3 separate regions of the Homo sapiens genome follow, and regions 2 and 3 are each linked to region 1. Evidence: chromatin contacts called from ENCODE Hi-C or POLR2A ChIA-PET data. All regions are on one chromosome and are shown on one strand. The core of a region is the stretch at or near the end of the contact, and the rest is flanking DNA. Distances in the headings are between cores, read along the strand shown.

The links. Hi-C counts contacts between places; a loop is a spot of excess contacts on that map. ChIA-PET counts read pairs that join two places held with the same protein, here RNA polymerase II (POLR2A). Pooled maps may share reads with other maps.
Region 2: a pooled map shows a loop between it and region 1 (5-fold over the local background). The contact joins the promoter of CTSF here to the enhancer-like site in region 1. A Hi-C loop is called at or near these places in 4 of 50 pooled maps. POLR2A ChIA-PET finds 5 or more read pairs at or near these places in 2 of 52 experiments (H1 and WTC11).
Region 3: a map with no recorded cell type shows a loop between it and region 1 (12-fold over the local background). The contact joins the promoter of DRAP1 here to the enhancer-like site in region 1. A Hi-C loop is called at or near these places in 2 of 37 single-sample maps with no recorded cell type and 8 of 50 pooled maps.

Annotation. Positions count from the first base shown.
Region 1 is chr11:66,309,813-66,314,660 of GRCh38, reverse strand. CD248 (CD248 molecule) reads left to right here. Exons shown (of 1, transcript NM_020404.3): 1 at 1-167. Among named protein-coding and RNA genes, the nearest start is that of CD248, 4.8 kb to the left of the region's middle. RefSeq lists a silencer at 2,211-2,460. Within about 2 kb of position 2,445, at least 39 of the 41 ENCODE cell types and tissues checked have a DNase peak (open chromatin) inside an H3K27ac peak, as active enhancers do.
Region 2 is chr11:66,567,356-66,572,056 of GRCh38, reverse strand. CTSF (cathepsin F) reads left to right here and starts at 3,451. Exons shown (of 13, transcript NM_003793.4): 1 at 3,451-3,783; 2 at 3,975-4,073; 3 at 4,395-4,613. The coding sequence starts at 3,571. RefSeq lists silencers at 1,665-1,959, 3,333-3,402.
Region 3 is chr11:65,918,008-65,922,602 of GRCh38, reverse strand. DRAP1 (DR1 associated protein 1) reads right to left here and starts at 3,177. Exons shown (of 7, transcript NM_006442.4): 1 at 3,060-3,177; 2 at 2,751-2,823; 3 at 2,562-2,655; 4 at 2,141-2,260; 5 at 1,941-2,034; 6 at 1,631-1,719; 7 at 1,040-1,273. The coding sequence starts at 3,101. The coding sequence ends at 1,168. C11orf68 (chromosome 11 open reading frame 68) reads left to right here and starts at 3,541. Exons shown (of 2, transcript NM_001135635.2): 1 at 3,541-3,693; 2 at 4,385-4,595. The coding sequence starts at 3,572. RefSeq lists enhancers at 2,584-3,504, 3,505-4,424 and a silencer at 2,718-3,787.

The DNA.
Region 1 (4,848 bases), core at 1,196-3,695:
GCTTCCTGCTCCCCAGGCCCAGCCAGGGTCCTCTCTCAACCACTAGACTTGGCTCTCAGGAACTCTGCTTCCTGGCCCAGCGCTCGTGACCAAGGATACACCAAAGCCCTTAAGACCTCAGGGGGCGGGTGCTGGGGTCTTCTCCAATAAATGGGGTGTCAACCTTACCCAAGGCTTCTGACCCCCACTGGTGCTTAAGGGAGGTTCTGGGAGGACTCAGCAAAAAGGAGGGGATCTTCCTTCAGTTTGTCTGAGTCCTCAAAGAGATAAGGTAAGATCCCTTTAAGGGAGGGTATGCCTCAGAGATTCTCAGGGAAGCAGGAGCCCAGAGAGGGCAGAGCCTTGCCCAAGGTCACACAGTTGAGCCCAGCAGTGGGAGGTTTGGCATGGGGAGAATTTCATATTTATTCCTTATTTTACCAAAGCTCCAAGAAGGTGGGGCTGAATCTGGGGGACGGTTGTGGAATTAGGGCATCTGCTGAACCGGACTGGGGTTTAGGGGTCAAAGTAGGCTCTGGGGCTGGTGATTCAGAGGAGTGAAGGAGGGGTCTAGTGGGTGAGTTGCTCCTTTCTTCAGACACTTCCCTTCCCATCCCTGTAAGCTTCGCGGAAGTTGGGGGCTGGGGCTCAGGGTAACTCAAGGGGACTGCCAACCCCTGGTTTGTGGGTGCTCTTGGAGGCATTCCTCCGCTTGCTCCGGGGAGGAGGCTGGGATGGGAAAGGCCGGGAACCTGGGAGAGATCCCATGCTAACTGCTTGGACAGCCGCAGGAGCAAGGCCTCCTTTTGCCAGGGCCGCACGTTGCTCTTGTCCATGTTGGCTGGGGGTGGTGGGGGACAGACAGAGCTCAGCAGACCTGAGCTTGAGCGAGGGCTCCGGCTGCTCAGGACTGAAGTGTCCCAGGAACTGGAGGGCCTGGTCAAAGATCACAGCCTGGTGGGAGTGACCTCCCTCATTTCGTGCTCACTGCCTTGGGGGGCGGGGGTGAGACCTGGGGAGGGGAGGCGCCAGTTCCCACCGCCTCTGTAATTTTTCAGTTACAGCCTCTTGGGGGCCTCTAATTAGGACGGGGCAGAGCCGCCACGACCACCCGGGCAGGCGAGGAGGAGTGGCCCAGCGCCCCCTTCGGGCCTGGACCTGAGCTGGAAGGCTGAGCTGGGCCCCAGGGAACCAGGAAAGGAGGGGCCGGAGCTGGGGATGAACCAGGGGGTCGCGGAGGGGGCGGAGGGAACGCTACGCACCGCCCCCGGTCCCCGCTCTCACGTTCCCCTAACTCAAACCAGACGTCCCCGCCAGATCCTGCACAGCTTTAACCTCGGAGACGCCGTCGGGCAGGTTTGCTGGATGCCAATGAGGGTTGCGAGGCGGCCCAGACGGCTGAGTCTGGGAAGGAGGTGAGGAAGCCTGGGGAGCGACAAGGCCTGCAGAGACGGGATGGTCTGGAGTCCCCTCCGTGACCTCGGGTAGGGATCTAGAGCGCCTCGAGGGCAGGAAACAGTTAAATACACTGCAGTCGGAGGCGGGGGATGGGAGTGGGGAAGGGGGCCCAGAGCCGGCTCTTTGTCATCTGGTAATGAGCACCAGATGCGGAGCTGCGTGCGGGCCTAAACAGACGGCCTCCCAGGGCAGAGCCCCGGCCTGCGCCCAGCCCGGGCTCAGCCCACTTACTCGCAGGCCCCGCCTCATTCGGGCGCGGCGGCGAACTGCATACTCCAGCGGTATCAGCCCGGACCTGGGAGCTACGAGCCACGCCTACTCGCTGCAGAACAGAAGAGAGCCCCCGGGAGCTCTCCAGAGGCCCCGCCCACAAAGCCACAAGCCCCGCCCCTGCCAACTCAAAGATTCCAGCAGCGATTGTGCCCGCCCCCTGCCCTCTTGGCCCCGCCCAGTCCCCCGCCCACAACCTACAAGCCCCACCTCCTCCGCTCGGCGCGCGCAGATTGGCGGAACTATTAGTCTCGGCTTCTAGGAGGTATGAACTTCGCCCCGAGTTTACACATTCTCTTCACGCGGCGCTACAGGCCCCGCCCAACACAACTGCAAGCTTCGCCTCACAGAGCCCTGGACACTGCAGGGAATCCCTCAGAGGTCTTAACTCTGTTGGGGGATGATGTAAACTCCGCCCTCCAGGGAAACGTGTGAAGTTCCCCTCAACCTCCTCTTCAGGCTCCGTCCCCAGCTACAAGCTCCGCCCCCTCTCAAGCTCACAAAAGTGGAAGAACTGCGCCCTCGTAGGACTGTCACACCTCACACATCGAGCGGAGGTAGCGGTTCACCTACACGGAGCCCCGCCCCCGGGGCCGCCCACGAAAGATGCAAGCCACGCCCCTGGGGGCCCTGGAGTCCCGCCCACCCAGAGCGCCCTGGCTGCGGCGTAGCGCACAAATACGGCTCTGCGAAGAGCGCTACCGAGCGAGCCTCTTATCGCACGCCCCGCCCACACTCAGGCTCACCCTCTTGGCGCAAGCACCGCCCACTCCACCCCTGGGTCCCTTACCACCTTCGCGATATGCCCAGATCCACCAGTCCTCCGAACCCCTCATCTCTCACCACGATGCCCTTGAACCTGGCCCTGGAGCCCTCTTCTTCCTCCACCTACGGTTTCCGTTTGTCCAGATTTCGGGTTCTCTGGGCGAGCCCGGAGACTGGGCCCGGACAGCCGGGCAGATGGCGTCGATGGGCCTTTGGCGCCACCTGGCCTCGGCCCCACGGACTTACAGCCACCGCGAGGCCTCGGTAGGGCCTCTCTCTCAAAGCGTACTAATTGCTCAGTAAATAGAAATAGCTGCTTAATTCGTTAAATGTTAGTGTTACTTAAATATCTGCCGACTCCCCCCACGGGACAGCCCATCCTTTCGCAGATGCCTTTCGTCGTATGTGGAAATTCGTCCCTAAGGGAGCTTCGCACTGGCCCTCGAGCCACCCTATGAGCTGAGCGCCCCTGACAATCTCTAAAGTGGCTGGCTGGTCGAACTCTTGCTGTCTCTCCCCGACAAATCCTTTCGCCTGGAGGGCGAAAGCATCGCCTCTCATCTGGCGGCCTAGAATTCCTAGGACCAGGTTTCCCCCGCCCCCACCTAGTGCTCCAAAGGCTAGACACCTTCCCTGGGGGCTGTGTTGCGAAGGGGTGGGTTTGGGCGGGGAAGCCCTCAATTAGGAGCTGAAGGTCGTAGTTTTTAGGGACAGTGTCTCAAGGGAGACCCTATCTCAGCTCTCATCTCTACCTCTGAAAATAACAGCCTGGAGGGCAGGAGACGCTGAAGTTCAGGGCTAGGAACCCAGTAAAATATTTTTCAAACATTAGTGGGACAGACAGGGAGCAACCCTTGAGGAGGAAGGGAGTTGACACCACTGAGCTCCAGTTGGGCCCTTTGCTTCCTGCCTTAGCTGCCAACCTTGCCCTTACCCACCTCCGGGCAAATCAGGCCTGGGGAGAGGGATACTTTCCAGACCAGGTTCCAATGCTCGTGCACTAGCCATTACAAATGTAAATAGGGTTTAGCGCTAAATACTGACGATAATAATAGTGAATGCTTGAAGCACTTCTGTTTTGTTTTTGTTTTTGTTTTTTGTTTTTGTTTTTGTTTTTTCGAGACGGAGTTTCTCTCTTGTTGCTCAGGCTGGAGTGCAATAGCGCCATCTCGGCTCACTGCAACCTCCGCCTCCCAGGTTCAAGCGATTCTCCTGCCGCAGCCTCCCAAGTAGCTGGGATTACAGGCACCCACAACCACGCCCGGCTAATTTTTGTATTTTTAATACAGACGGGGTTTCACTATGTTGGTCAGGCTGGTTTCGAACTCTTCGCCTCAGGTGATCCACCCACCTCAGCCTCCCGAAGTGCTGGGATTACAGGCATGAGCCACCATGCCCAGCCTTGAAGCACTTCTTACATGCCCGGTCCTTTTTTAAGGGCTTTACTTGGCTTAATCCATGTAAGATTCATAACAACCTCCAAGAAGTAAGTGCCGTTCTTACCACAATTTACAGAGTAGGAAGCTGAAGGCACTTGCCTAACTGCATTAAGCCATCTGCCCTAGTTGACCAACTAGTAAGTGGGGGTTTGAACCCAGGCAGATCCTGTGATCTTTACCCCCTACAGCAAAGCCAGTCCATATGTGATAGCCAAGTCTCTAATCAGAAAATGCCCACACCTGGCCAGACGCGGTGACTCACGCCTGTAATCCCAGCACTTCGGGAGGCTGAGGCGTGGGGAATGACTTAAGGTCAGGAGTTCGAGGCCAGCCTGGCCAACATGGCGAAACCATGTCTCTACTAAAAATACAAAAATTAGCCAGGCATGGTGAGGGTACCTGTAATCCCAGCTACTCAGGAGGCTGAGGCAGGAGAATCGCTTGAACCCAGAAGGTGGAGGTTGCAGTGAGCTGCACTCCAGCCTGGGTGACGAGTGAAACTCTGTTTAAAAAAAGAAAAGAAAAGAAAATGCCCACACCCTGGGAAACTCACTTTTAAGGGTGAGGCTGCAAGACGCAGACTCTCAGAGAGGCTGACGGCACTGAGATTGACCAGAGAGATTGAAGCCTTCTTCCCCCAAGGAGAGTTTGTCGTCTGTGGCTTTGGCAGGTGATGCTGGTAAATAAAGCATTTGCTGGGATCGTGGGATCTGGACCATGTGCCCAGGCGAGGTGCGGCCTTGGGGCATCTGTTGGCTCATGTGTTAGCCTGGTTTCAGTGAGTCCAGTGATTTTTCTGGGAGGCCAACTAGCACAGTGGTAAGAGCTAGCACTCTGCATCAGCCTTGTTTGCATGCCAGCTCCACTGCTTAATGGCTGGGGGAGCTCAGGGACATTCCTTTATTGCTCTATGTTTGCCTCCTCATTTGAAAAGCAG
Region 2 (4,701 bases), core at 2,202-4,701, 260 kb before region 1:
AGCTGGGACTACAGGCATGTACCACCATGACCCACTAATTTTTTTTTTTTTTTGAGATGGAGTCTCACTCTGTTGCTCAGGCTAGAGTGCAGTGGCGCAATCTCGGCTCACTGCAACCTTCCACGTCTTGGATTCAAGCAATTCTCCTGCCTCAGCCTCCTGAGTGTCTGGGATTACAGGCTTGTGCCACCACGCCCGGCCAATTTTTGTATTTTTATTAGAGACAGGGTTTCACCATGTTGGCCAGGCTGGTCTCGAACTCCTGACTTCAGGTGATCCGCCTGCCTTGGCCTCCCAAAGTGCTGGGATTACAGGCATGAGCCACCGCGCCCAGCCGAATTTGATGTCTTATTGCTACATTCTTGAATGTACTGCAAAAAAGTCTTAAGATCTCTGGCTTTTTTTTTTTTTTTTTTTTTGGAGACAGAGTCTTGCTCTGTCACCCAGGCTGGAGTGCAGTGGCGCAATCTCGGCTCATTGCAAGCTCCGCCTCCCAGGTTCACGCCATTCTCCTGCCTCAGCCTCCCGAGTAGCTGGGACTGCAGGCGCCTGCCACCACGCCCGGCTAATTTTTTGTATTTTTAGTAGAGATGGGGTTTTACCGTGTTAGCCAGGATGGTCTCCATCTCCTGGCCTCGTGATCCACCTGCCTCGGCCTCCCAAAGTGTTGGGATTACAGGCGTGAGCCACTGCGTCCGGCCCTTTTTTTTTGTTTTTTTTGAAACAGGGTCTTGCCCTGTCACTCACGCTGTAGTGCAGTGGCATAATTATGGTTCACTGCAACCTCAACCTCCTGTGATTAAGAGATCCTCTCACTTCAGACTCCCAAGTAGCTGAGACTATAGGCGCACACCGTTATGCCTGGCTAACGTTTGTATTTTCGTAGAAATGGGGTTTTGCCATGTTGCCCAGGCTGGTCTCAAACTCCTGGGTTCAAGTGATCTTCCCAACTCTGTCTCTCAAAGTGTTGGGATTATAGGCATGAGCCACCATGCCCAGCCTAAAATCTCTGTTGTAATGTTAATGCTGGTCAGTTGTGCCTCAATTCCAAAGGGAGGAGAGTATAATGAAACATGCCTAACTTCCACTTCCCATTATGGCCTGAACTATTATCATTGTTGAGGTTAACGTTGGAATGTCTTTGACTGGGAGGAAGGGTCCATTCAGATGGTTGGAGGGGATTAGAATTTTATTTTTAATTTACAGAGGGAAGAGCATAATCAAGGAAAGATTAGTATCTGCTGCAATCCCTCAGATCCTCTCCTCTCAGACCTCAGCTGGCAACTGGAAGCATTGAGATGGCTCCACTCTGGCTCCAGCACTAATGTCTGAGTAGCTGGAATGTCACTTTGTCTCTCTAGACCTCTGCTGCTGTAGCAATTCTGGTTTGAACTAGATGATCTTGTAATTCCCAGATGGGTTCTTCCTGCCTACTGCACAAACAAAATCAATTCAGAGACCATAGCATTGCAGAAAAGAACGAGTTTAACTGACACAAGACCTGCCATGCCACACAGGAGACAGGGTTATTACTCAATCAGTCTCACTGAAGGCTTGGAGGTCGGGGTTTTTCAAAGATAGTTTGGTAGGCAGGCGGCTAGGATATGGGTGCTACTGATTGCTTGGGAATGAAATCATAGTAGTGTGGAAAATGGCCCTCCTGCACTGAGTCTGCTTCTGGGTAGGGGTCACAGGACTGGTGGAGTCACACGTCAGTGTGGGGCCATTCCATAGTCACAAATGCAAAAGCCTGGAAGAGATAGCTCAAAAGATCAGTCTTACATTCCATGATAGTGATGTTAATTACAGGAGTAACTGGCAAAGTTGCAAATCTTGTGACTTCCAGAACAATGGCTGGTAATCCTTTAACTATGCCTACATCTTAGTAGAATTCAGGCCCCTCTCATCCTCCTAACTTGGTGGCCTTTCATTAGTTTTACAAGGGTGGTTTAGTTTTCAGGAAGGCGTATTCTAATTTAAAGTATAAGCTAAATTTATCCAAAAGTTACCTTGGCCCATGCCCAGGAATGAGTGAAGACAGCCAGCCTGTGAGGCTAGAAAGCAAGATGCAGTCAGCCATGTCAGATTTCTCTTACTGTCATAATTTTGCAAAGGCAGTTTCAATTTTTTTTTTTTTTTGAGATGGAGTCTCACTGTCTTACCAGGCTGGAGTGCAATGGTGCGCTCTCAGCTCACTGCAACCTCTGACTCCCTGGTTCAAGCGATTCTCCTGCCTCAGCCTCCTGAGTAGCTGGGATTACAGGCACGTGCCACCATGCCCAGCTAATTTTTTTGTATTTTTAGTAGAGACAGGGTTTCACCATGTTGTCCAGGATGGTCTCCATCTCCTGACCTCGTGATCCGCCCACCTTGGCCTCCCAAAGTGCTGGGATTACAGGCGTGAGCCACTGCGCCCGGCCTAAAAATATTTTTAGTAGTGACGGGGTTTCACCTCGTTGGCCAGACTGGTCTCGAACTCCTGAGCTCAGGTGATCTGCCCGCCTCGGCCTCCCAAAGTGCTGGGATTACAGGCGTGAGACACTGCACCCAGCCCATCTGTCGTTCTTCTCTCTAGACTGTGAGCTCCAAGAACGCAGCACTATTCCTGTAATGCATCTGTGCATGCTTTCCCTTGGTAGACCCTGGAACACAGCAGGTGAATGCTTCAAGGGACAGTCTCAACCCTGTGCACCCTGCCTTAGTGGCTACTGAATGCTTGCATGATTGCATTTGAACCTCACAACAGCCTGAGACGCTGCCAGCACTCAAAAAATTACCTGCCATCTCGCTGTTGAGAAGAGGGGCCTGAAAGAGGCGATCAAGCTGCAAACCCAGGCTCAGAAGCCAACTGCCTGGATTTAAGTTTAGCTCAATTCCTTACCAGATATTTGGCAAGCCACTTAATATTTCTCTCTCTCTCTTTTTTGAGACGGAGTTTTGCTCTTGTCGCCTGGGCTGGAGTGCAATGGCACGATCTGAGCTCACTGCAACCTCTGCCTCCTGGGTTCAAGTGATTCTCCTGGCTCAGCCTCCCAAGTAGCTGGGATTACAGGCGCCCACCACCACGCCCAGCTCTTTTTTGTATTTTTAGTAGACACAGGGTTTCACCACGTGTGCCAGACTGGTCTCAAACTCCTGACCTCAGGTGATCCACCCGCTTTGGCCTCCTAAAGTGCTGGGATTACAGGGCTGAGTCACAGAGCCCGGCCACGCCATTTAATCTCTCCAAGCCTCGTTTCCTCCACTGTACGATGGGGATAGCACCTACTTCAGAGATTGCTACGCCGAATAAAAGGAGCTGGCATATCATGCCTAACATATAACAAGCACGTGATAGAGGTCAGTGACTAGCTTTAGCCTCAGGCCAGCAGCCTCCCGCTCTCCCTACCCTGCGCGCCCCACGTGCCTCCTGTAAACAAGAGAACGCGCAGGCGCCGCAAACCAGCGCCCATTGGTCGGCGTGCCGTCGCCCCGCTGGAGGGAGGACTCAGGCCCCGCTGGCCGCGGGCTCGGTACCCGGTGGGTCGGTGGAGCGTCTGTTGGGTCCGGGCCGCCGGCTTCGCCCTCGCCATGGCGCCCTGGCTGCAGCTCCTGTCGCTGCTGGGGCTGCTCCCGGGCGCAGTGGCCGCCCCCGCCCAGCCCCGAGCCGCCAGCTTTCAGGCCTGGGGGCCGCCGTCCCCGGAGCTGCTGGCGCCCACCCGCTTCGCGCTGGAGATGTTCAACCGCGGCCGGGCTGCGGGGACGCGGGCCGTGCTGGGCCTTGTGCGCGGCCGCGTCCGCCGGGTGAGGACGCGCCGGGGGCGGGGGCGCCAGGCCCGGGTCCAAGGGATAGGAGCTTTGACCTAACATTGGGATGGGGCCTGCCCGCTGGACGAACCGATCTCTGGTGATGGGGAATGGGCAGCGCCGCACGGGCGGGGCCTTGGGCGCCGTCAAGGGCCGACTGTGCCCGCCTCACCTACTCCTCTCTCCAGGCGGGTCAGGGGTCGCTGTACTCCCTGGAGGCCACCCTGGAGGAGCCACCCTGCAACGACCCCATGGTGTGCCGGCTCCCCGTGTCCAAGAAAACCCTGGTGAGTGATGAGGCTCTTGGGGTTCCCCGCCCCGAGGCCGAGTAAAGCAGCAGTTGGATGATGACGGGTCAGGTCAAGACGCAGGGATCTGAGGTAGCTGCTGCCCCACCTTGAGCCACTTCCCAGGCCCCGAGGGCTGGAAACCAAGATGCTATGAAGGGGAGGATGCCCCGGTGCAGGCCGTGCCTCACTGTCCACTGTGATGGGGTGATTGCCTTAGGGGTGGCTCTCATCTGAGGAGCCTCCAGCTCCATCTTGGCCAGATCTTGCTCCCCAGATCCAGATCCAGGCCCCCAGAGCAGCTTCTTCCTCTCCCTCCAGCTCTGCAGCTTCCAAGTCCTGGATGAGCTCGGAAGACACGTGCTGCTGCGGAAGGACTGTGGCCCAGTGGACACCAAGGTTCCAGGTGCTGGGGAGCCCAAGTCAGCCTTCACTCAGGGCTCAGCCATGATTTCTTCTCTGTCCCAAAACCATCCAGACAACAGAAACGAGACTTTCAGCTCAGTCATTTCCCTGTTGAATGAGGATCCCCTGTCCCAGGTGAGGAGCCCTCAGCTTGAGGAGCCCTCAGCTTGAGGAGCCAGCCGCTGCCTCATCACCCTTCTCCCTTCCCTCTGGAGTGGGTTTC
Region 3 (4,595 bases), core at 1,928-4,427, 390 kb after region 1:
GGCTGGAGTGCAGTGGTGCAATCATGGCTCACTGCTGCCTGGAACTCCTGTCCCAGCCTCCCAAGCAGCTGGAACCATAGGCATATGCCACCATGCCAGCAGACCTTTAAAACTGAATGCCTTGCGGGCTCCAGGAGGCCCCATGTGGGCCACCTGCGCCCTCCCCAGCCTCACCGAGTACCTCTGCTTTACAGGCAGCACAGCTCCTGGGTCTGCTCTGAAAGGTTATCTGGATGAACAGACTGTGTCACTGCCCTGCTCAAAAACCACCTTCAAGACCCTCCACCATCTCTCTATGTTTGCTCCTTTCCACCTGCCCTTCACTACACTGGACACAGGACTCTACAGTTTCCAAGACCTGTACCTGTTCCCTGTCCCACTTATCCCTTCACAGCAGACTACAGGGGGCAGAACAGTCTCCATCAGAGAGACAAGGGGCTGCTCAGAGCAGGGCAGCAGCCCGCCGGGGGTCAGCAGCCCACCGGGGGTCAGCAGCACCACGTGGCAAGTGTCCCCCGCATGCCCAGCACTTGCAAGCTCTCCCAACTCCCTTCTGTCCGCAGCTGTGGTGCACTCAGCAGACCCAGGGCCTCCAGCCTCCCCGGATGACCCCTCTCTCCCCTCGCTGCCACCTCACCTGCCACTGACGCGGCCCCAGCTCCCAGTTTCTTTTTTTTTTTTTTTTGACATGGAGTCTCACTCTGCTGCCCAGGTTGGAGTGCAGTGGCGTGATCTCAGCTCACTGCCACCTCCACCTCCCAGGTTCAAGCGATTCTCCTGCCTCAGCCTCCCTAGTAGCTGGGATTACAGGCATGCACCACCACACCCAGCTAATTTTTGTATTTTTAGTAGAGACGGGGTTTCACCATGTTGGCCAGGCTGGTCTTGAACTCTTGACCTCAGGTGATCTGCCCGCCTCAGCCTCCCAAAGTGTTGGGATTACAGGCGTGAGCCACCGCACCCGGCCCCAGCTCCCAGTTTCATGTGGGGAAGGCAGGTGGGTGGATGGGATGGCAACCATGACGTCCTGCGCAGAGCCTGGAACAGACACTGAGATTCCCTTTTATTTTTTTTTTTAATAAATTTAAGAACAGCTCTACCTTCTCTCCTCCCCCCAGAGCAACTAAAACCAACTAAAAGGGGCTATGGTCTGGGGGGCAGAAGGCGCTAGGAGTCGTAATCTTCTTCGTCCTCTTCATCAGGTGCTGAGGGGCCCGGGGGCGCTGGGGGCAAAGGCAGAGTAGAGGCGAAGGGCAGGAAGGGTGTCGGGGGGCTGCAGGGCAGAAGGCAGGAGAGAGTCAGGCCTGAGCCCCACCGTGCCCTCCACAGGGGCAGCTGCCAAGACCCTCCCTCCCCCATCTGACCCTCCCACCACCACCCTCCAGATCCATGCGGCCAAGGCCCAGGGCAGCTCACGCAGGGCAGGCCCAGGCCCCACCCACGGGCCCTGGCAGGGTGGAGCAGGATCTTTCGGGAGAACAGTCTCCTGCCTTCAAGCCCTCCTCAGTTATTCTCCTTCCACCCCACAAATCTGCCACAATCAACAAGACCAAGGGGCCAGGGAGAACAAGAGGGGTAAGTTGGCTCTGGGGAGTCTGCCAGCACCCTCCCATGCCTCTGGGCTGCTCACCTCTGAAAGTGGGCAGAGGGGTGGCTGGCCTGGGGTGGGGGTTGTGATGTCTCCTCTTCCCCATCAGTATCTGTGTCCTCAGATTCATCCTGTGAGCACCGCAGAGGTCAGAGTTGACAAGAAAAGACACGAACCCATCACTGGGAGTGGCAGGGACAGCAGTAGACCCTCATAGCCCCAATTTACAAATAAACCAGTGAGCAAACAGGTTGCAGAAAAGGATGAGAGCTGGCCTCCTGCCAGTTCAGCCTGGGGCGAGGCTGCCTGTCCCATCACCAAGGGCAGGGCGAAGGGCTGGGGCCTCACTCACCTCCTGCTCCGAGTCTGTCCCGGACAGCTTCTTGTCCTTGCTTTTCGTTCCCATCCCACCGTTCTTCCGGCCGCCGCTGCCTGGCTTCCGGCCCCTTTGGGAAGGTACAGTCCATCTGCCCGGAGTGCTCCCTACTCCTTGGCCACCCCCAAGCCCTGTGGCCTTGGCCTTCCCCACTGTATGCCAGGCCCTGGCCCCACCTGCGGGCGCCCTTGTCCCCATCCATGTGGTTGTCTTCCCCGTCCCCCTGCATGTCGGGAACAGATGCCACCAGGTCCTTCAAGAAGTCAAACTGCTGCTCCAGCTCGATGCACTGCTTCCTGGAAGAGGTGAGGAGGGGCTGGCACTCAAGAGGGGCCCAGACACCCAAACCCGCAGTGGGTGGCAGCAAGGGGCCCCAGATGTCAGGCTGGAGCCCGGGCCGATCTCCGCTCCCGGGCCTGCCCTGCTTTACTCAGGTGGCTCCCTCTGCCTGGAAGCCCAGCCTCTCCTCTGCCAGTCTGTGGCCTTGCTGGTGTCCCGGCTGCCGCCCACCTCCCTCGCCACCCAGGCTCTGCCTTCCTCAGTGTGTGAACTCCCCGCGCCAAACCCGCCGGCCCCTCCCGGCTCCTCGCCGCTCACAGGTGGGATGTGGTCATGGTCTTCGCGTTCCGCGACTGGGTCACCTGGCAGGCCTTCTTCAACAGCGACTCTAGGAAGAGCTCGAGCGCCCGGGCTGAGGAGCGTCAAGGAGAACTCCGGGGCAGGAGAGGGCGACCCGCTGCCTCCCTCCCCCACGCCCCTCGACCCGGTCCGCCCCCGGCAGGATACAGATGATGACAGGCACCGCCGCCGCCACCTTCCCAATCTCTTCGTCCGTCTGCATGATCTTCTTGATCCGCGCCTGCGGGTGGGGGAGCAGAGTTCAGACCCCGTCGCCACCGTCCCCTAAGGGGGTGCTGGGGGAGGAAGGGGCATCCCCGGAGAAAGGGGGCGGGGGACACGGACGCGGGGAGGGCATGGAGGGGGCGGGGCGTCCAGGCCCCCGAACACCGCGGCGCGCCCGCCTGCCCAGCGGGAACTGGGCCCAAGCCACCCGGGAGCCGGGCCCACTCCTGCCGGGCTCTGCCACGTGCTCACCGGCGGGAACCGCGCGTTGTACTTCTTCTTCTTGCTCGGCATCTCGGGGCCTCTCTCGCCGCGTCGGGTCCAGCGCCGCCGCCCGCAGCCTCCCGGCTCCCGGGCCTGCTCGCCGCCCGCCCGTCGCGGTTCCCCTGGGTCCTGGTGCCGCCCGCTCCGCCCCCGCCGTTTCCCGCGGAGTCCTAGCGCCGCCGGTTAAGACGCCGCTCGCAGGGCCCTAGTGCCCTCCTCTTGAAGCCTCCTGGCCGGTGCGCGTCCCTCCCCAGTCTGGACCGCCGCTCCCGCCCGCCCCCAAGGCCAGAAGAGCGAACGTTGGCCCCGCCCCCCGCGGCCCGCCCCTCCCGGGGTTCCCGCGATGGCCCCGCCCCCGAGTCAGCACCTCCCCGTCGGCCCCGCCCCTTCCCCTGCCGGCCCCGCCCCACAGCGCGGCCGCTGCGGCCGCTGAGGCCCGCGGCTCCGCCCTGTGGCTGCGCCTGTCTATAAAGTTGTTGTTGAGGTGGCGCGGCGCTAAGATGGCGGCGGCGGCGGCGGCGGCCGTGGCGGGGGTGGGGCGCGGTGGCGGTGGCGCGGAGCCACGGCAGGAGCGGAGCCGGGCCCGGGGCTGGGCCGGCGTCGAACGCAGCGAAGGCCGGAGGTGACTGCGGGCGGCGGGAGGGGCAGGGCAGGGCCGGGGCGGGAGCACAGCTCGGGCCCGTGGGCGTTAATGGCGGCGGGCGCGGCACGGCCGGAGCCTGGCTCTCCTGCAGGCTCTAACAAGCCCTGGTTCGAGTCTGGGAACCGCCCCATTGGCCTCGGAACGGCCTGTAACCTCTCTGGACTTCAGCGTCCTCGTCTGTAAGTGGGCCCGATAACGCCTGCCTGGGAGGCCTGGCCTTACAGAGCCGGCCTCGGGAGCTGCGCGAACGTGCGCTTCTTTGCGTTCCTCTATTAAATGCCAGCGCACCGGATACCTGCCAGGAAAAGGGGGCCTTGGCAGGGCCGGGAGGTGTAGCTGGGGCTGGTTGCTCCCACGCCTGGATTCACCCTTCGGCCCTGCCACGCACTGCAGGTGTGACCTTGGGCAAGTCCTTTTTCTCAGCCTCAGTTTCCTTTTCTGTAAGTCAAGGAGAATAGTAATAACTGCAGCAACCCTTCTGGAGCGCTGACTCCTCAGGCATCTAATTTTCATAGCAGATCTACGGGACAGGAACAGTTGTTATCCCATTGTAAAGATGAGGCAACTGAGGCGCATCGACAGTAACTCTTACTCAAGGCCACAGTTTAATCCAGTGCCTGGCATCTGTAGTTATTGTCTCAGACCCTGCCCTGACTCGGTTCCCTCACAGCAGGATGGAACCAGGTGAGGAGCTGGAAGAGGAGGGCTCTCCAGGTGGCCGTGAGGATGGCTTCACCGCCGAGCACCTGGCTGCAGAGGCCATGGCAGCTGACATGGACCCCTGGCTAGTGTTTGATGCCCGCACAACGCCTGCCACTGAGCTGGATGCCTGGCTGGCCAAGTACCCACCATCCCAAGTTACCCGCTATGGGGACCCCGGT